Linked DNA regions of Homo sapiens: region 1 is linked to region 2. A link is an interaction called in ENCODE POLR2A ChIA-PET data of the cell type or tissue named here. Cell type or tissue: CD4-positive, alpha-beta T cell. All regions are shown on one strand. Region 1 has its middle 130 kb from the start of LINC02917. Region 2 holds the start of LINC02917 (long intergenic non-protein coding RNA 2917).

Evidence for each region. ChIA-PET counts read pairs that join two places held together with the same protein. Peaks named below come from ENCODE experiments on the same cell type or tissue, not always from the same donor. Only the 100,000 strongest peaks of a DNase experiment are listed, where the experiment ranks them.
Region 1: POLR2A ChIA-PET joins it to region 2 with 10 read pairs; 2 of 35 experiments call an interaction of 5 or more read pairs at or near these places.

Annotation. Positions count from the first base shown.
Region 1 is chr3:152,071,106-152,073,605 of GRCh38, forward strand. No RefSeq gene overlaps it. Among named protein-coding and RNA genes, the nearest start is that of LINC02917, 130 kb to the right of the region's middle. In CD4-positive, alpha-beta T cell, a CTCF peak has its summit at 1,047 (motif pointing right); a DNase peak (open chromatin) is centred at 1,016.
Region 2 is chr3:152,204,409-152,206,908 of GRCh38, forward strand. LINC02917 (long intergenic non-protein coding RNA 2917) reads right to left here and starts at 1,019. Exons shown (of 3, transcript NR_186000.1): 1 at 965-1,019. LOC101928166 (a long non-coding RNA gene) reads right to left here and starts at 1,021. Exons shown (of 3, transcript NR_136178.1): 1 at 965-1,021. In CD4-positive, alpha-beta T cell, no CTCF peak of the experiment used is centred here; a DNase peak (open chromatin) is centred at 1,053; H3K4me3 peaks cover 1,539 bases; H3K27ac peaks cover 1,672 bases.

The sequences.
Region 1 (2,500 bases), 130 kb before region 2:
CAAGAAACATACCTTTCCCTTTACTTAGAGTTTATTCTTCTTTCAAAAAGAGAATTTGATTGAGTTAGTTGTCCTCATTGCATCCATTAAGGGCCTCAGCTGGGCAAAGTTCTTGCAAATCTTCTCAGGCATTGTTGGTTCCCTCTCTTCCCAGCACAGCCCATAAATAACCATGAGGATAAAACGATGGAAAAGAAAAAAGAGTAAAAAATAAAATAGCCTATCAAAAGTACATAAAACGAACTCCTTAAATCATAAAATCGAAATCACAATTTCATGTGTTCTTAAATAAAACAAAAATTACAAACCTCATCAAGATGGAAACAGAAAGCTACTGCTACTAAGTCTATCATGTAAACTGTAACCTCTCATAATTTGGTCACACCAAGCCTATGGCTAATGTCGCTGTCTCAGATCCAGACATCTGTGGCCAGGAGAGCCAGGTTGCTTTCATCTACAGTAGTCAAAGCTAGAACCATAACATTTTAGTAGTAAAGAACTAGTTGTGATAACATTCTACAGAAAGGATTGTACACTTTTTGAAGGAATTTGTGCATCTATTCTAGAAAGCAAAATCTGCTGTTCTGGAAATTTGCCATAAGGTGTATACAATTGTACTTCAGCCACACAATCTGAATGGAGAGATACATAATTTGACACTCTGAGGCTGAATTCTGCCCCAAACTCTGTAATTAACTATGCAGAATAGTGAGCATACATTCATAAAAATATATTTAATTATTTATTTAAACCACATTAGTAAACATTAATTTACTGTTTGTTATAAATGTTACTTAAAGTCATTTAGAGGCATAATTTTAAAGTGCAATTTAACATTAATTTCATATCCTTTTTATCTTTTTCTTAATCATTTCGCCCTGAATCATAAGTGATATTACAAAGATATAGTGATATTTTGTTCATTCATCTAGCACAGAATTTTGCAATAGCAGCATGGCTGACACTCTGAGCTGGATAATTACTTGCTGTGGGGACTCTCCTGTGATTGTAGGATGTTTAGCAGTCCACTAGATGTCAGGAGTAACTGCCCTTTAACTACCACCAGTTGTGACAACCCAAAATTTCTCCAGATAATTGTTGAATATACATCCCACTCCCAGTTGAGACCACTGCTTTAGCAGAATGTTAAGGCTTTCCAGTTTACACATCTTGCAGTAGCTGCCATCCTAATCCTAGGGAGCTCATTGGTTATCATTGATTAAGACGTAAGACTAAGCTAACTGGTCCTTAGTTTACTTTTATAACCTATTCCATACTCAAACACACATAGCAAGAAAGAAACAGGAGATTGAGATGCTTCTAGGAGCATCCTTGTACAGTTGACGCTCTTTATGCGGGAGAAGAGATAGGTTCCTGGACTCCCCGCATGTACCAAAATCCCGCATATACTCAAATCCCAGTCAGTCTTGTGGAAACTGTGTATAAGAAACGTCAGCCTGTCATATACTGAGTTTCCAGTCCAGCCTTTGGTTGAAAAGAAATCAATGTATAAGCGGACGCGTGCATTTCAAACCTGTGTTCAAGGGTCAACTGTATTTGTGCACAATTCCAAAGTAGTATAAGGAAGGAGAATGTCTCAGCTTTCTTACCCCTCATCCCCAAAGCAGAACCTGATACTAAAGCTTTTATGAAAATGGATTATTCAGAAAAAGAACCCAAAGATAACAATTATGTTTGTTTCTTCAATTGGAAGGTGTCATTTTCTTGCCAGCGGACTTAACCTGATACTTTCTCTCTTCCTTTAAAATCAGTTATGGGCTCTGCATTATATATGTAGTTCCATGTTAGCTCCCAATAACCAGATCCAACTAACCAACTCTTAACTATTTGCATAAAATGCTGTTTTCGGTAACAAATTTCATCAGTTCGATAAACAGTGTCTCATGCAAAACAAACCATTTTGAATACAATAAAGCATTATTATTATTTATATTTTTACTTTTTGAAAGAGAGTCTCGCTTTCGTCGCCCAGGCTGGAGTGCAATGGTGTGATGTCGGCTCACTGCAAACTGTGCCTCACGGGTTCAAGCGATTCTCTTACCTCAGCCTCCCGAGTAGCTTCGATTGCAGTCGCCCGCCACCACGCCCAGCTAATTTTTGTATTTTTAGTAGAGATGGGGTTTCACCATCTTGGCCAGGCTGGTCTCGAACTCCCAACCTCAGGTGATCCACCCTCCTCGGCCTCCCAAAGTGCTGGGATTATAGGCACAAGCCACCTTACCAGGCCAAAGCATTATTTCTGAATTGAGATTTACCTTGGTTTAGTAACAGGCTGTTATTGGAAAATCATGACCGCAGTTGACTCTAGATGGAACTGTTAGCCAGGAAGTCACCAATATTCCATTTCTCATTCTCGGAATGCTTTGTTCATTCCCAGGGGGATGATTTTATGCAGTGGCAGAGTCGGTCTGATCTTCCTCTTGCTTCTCTTTCAAATTGCAGCATGAATAATATTATCTGATCTTTAGTGGTGGTGGTT
Region 2 (2,500 bases):
CTATGGCTTGGGTAGCTTAACCCTTTGAAGTACACATATCTGCATATACAGATTACACATGTTTTGAAAAAATGAGTAAGTTTTGAATTACAGGTATGTATGTGGAATTGTGAGGTCAATACAGAAAGTTTGGATAAAATGCCACTTTGGCAGAACGCTAAAGATTAGTGTCAGCTGTGGGATCTTTTTGTTGATGTAATAATGCACATTTCAGTTCACCTTAAACAATGACTATCTTGACTACTGTATTATGTCATTATATACTGCATTTATGGCTCTTTCAGGAATAATTGTGAAAGCTTTATTGAATTATTTTTCATTTCTTTTCTAATTACAATTTTCAATTTATGTCATATCCAAGGGAACATAACAAGAAACTAAATCAATTTATTTCTCTGTGTTTCTTTTTTAATAAAAAGAAAACTAAGCTTTTCTGATTTTTTTCTGAAATTGCTTTTTTATGCTTTCTTAAAAACAAATTTATCTTTAAATTTAAATTCAAATATGAAACCCCTTGCCAAGATACATGTTTAGCTTTTTTTTTCCTTCAGAGAATTTTTTTCCTGGTAAGAATAATTTATATGGCTGAGGCTTTAGTCCCAAAACAGTTTTAAATTGAAAAAAAAGTGGCTTTTAAGAAACCGAAATGCCCATTTTTTGTCTTAAATGAGTCTACCAATGCCTCCTTTCTCCTTTCCTCCACTATCCTCCCTCACTCACACTTCAACAAGTATACCCCCACACTATTTTTCACACTGTTTCTTCCCTAGAGTAAGTCCTTTTCAGGCTACCTGGTGGTTTGTCCACAGCCTAGGCAATGCAAATATCACCCAAATGAGTCCCTGAGATACATGTTAATAGAAGCTATACAATGTAATGTTAAGAACCAGTTGGCTTCTCTGTCTCCAAATACTGATCTAATACATGTTTGCAGATTAGATTTACAATGGATGAATTTACATACAGTTCTGTGCTCTGTAGAGAAATGTAGTTGCTTTAGAGTCGGAACGGCAAAATGTGGCTCTTCTGAACCTAGAAGAGAAAATTCTGACCCCTCCTCCTTCCCCATTTTAATGGTTTGACTAACCACAGACAAACACCCTTAGCATATTTGGGGAAGTAAGTTGTTATTTTATCGGTTTGAGGACTTCTCTAAACTTATCTTTTATATGCTCTCCAGCCCTAGGCTGTGATGTTTTCTGGTTGTCTTTAAATATCTGAAGAGGCAAAAGCTCTTGCTCTCAGTTCTTATTAACTTCTCGTCACAACAGGAATAGTCTGTTAATCTAATTTGCCTATAAACTTATTTTTTTCTTTCCTTGGTTTTCTACCCATAACATTCCCCAACTTAATTTGCTGCTTGGAACTTCTATATTGAAGACCACCCATTTCCTTATCTATTACCTGCTCATTCTTCACTGTGTCTATGGATATATCTGATGCTCTCTATTCTTAAAAGGATGAGAAAATAAGAAATAGGAAGAAACTGAGGGGTTGTTTTAAAACTCAACCAATAAATTATTGACATTACACCTAGCTGATACAAATCTATACACTCGTGGGTTCAAGAAATTTCATTTTCTTTTACGATCACGATTTAAAAGTGTAATTCTAACTCTGAGACATCTTCCCATTGGGATGACAGGAAATTCAATCCCAGGCACTCTCGGTACTCCCCATCTTCTCTCCCTCCTCTTCCCCCAGGCCCAGAGTGTTAAGGAATAGAAGTCACAAATATGATGTGGAAACAGTAAAAGGTGGCACCTTTTCAAGATTGTGCCCCTCCTCTACATAGGCCCATCTGATTTCTGATCTTGCTTGGACAGATCTTCTGTATTTTCAACAGAAGGCATAAATGTGAATTTTTATGTGAATTCTCTCAAATTATAAATATTTATTTAAATGATGCCATTTAAAAATATATAGCTTTAAGCCAATTCAGCCCATTGGCCACCATTTTACAACTTCTATCTTGGACATGGTAAGTGCCATAAGGGCACTTGCCATCAGGCTGCTTCGGCCTTTCTGCCCTGCGTGAAGGCAAGGGTCGGCCTGGCTATCTGTCTGATAACTTTTCAGAGCCCAGGGGCTCAGGGGAGATGCTCACTTAGATAGCCTCTACCCTAACATTTGGTGATTATCATTTATTACAGAGTACTTTGTGCTTCAGGAGTTCTCTAGTTCTAAAGGTTATTTGCACAAGCAAAACAATAAAAAATTAATTACACCAAATAGTAGGCATTGCATGGTTCTTATCAGGTGAAACTAGAGGAAGTATTTGGCATGTTTCTTTATTCTTTGCAGAGATTCCATAATTCCAACACTATGAGGAATATATTGGTAAAAGGAGAGAAGCTGGTGTCTGGCCCCCTAATACATGATGTGCTTCAAAAGTCCAGGCATGAGCAAATAGAAGATGTGTGAATCTGGACATGGATAAGGGAAAGAATGGAAAATAAAATTGCAAGAGATGATGTAGAGTAAACTGGATAGGATTTGG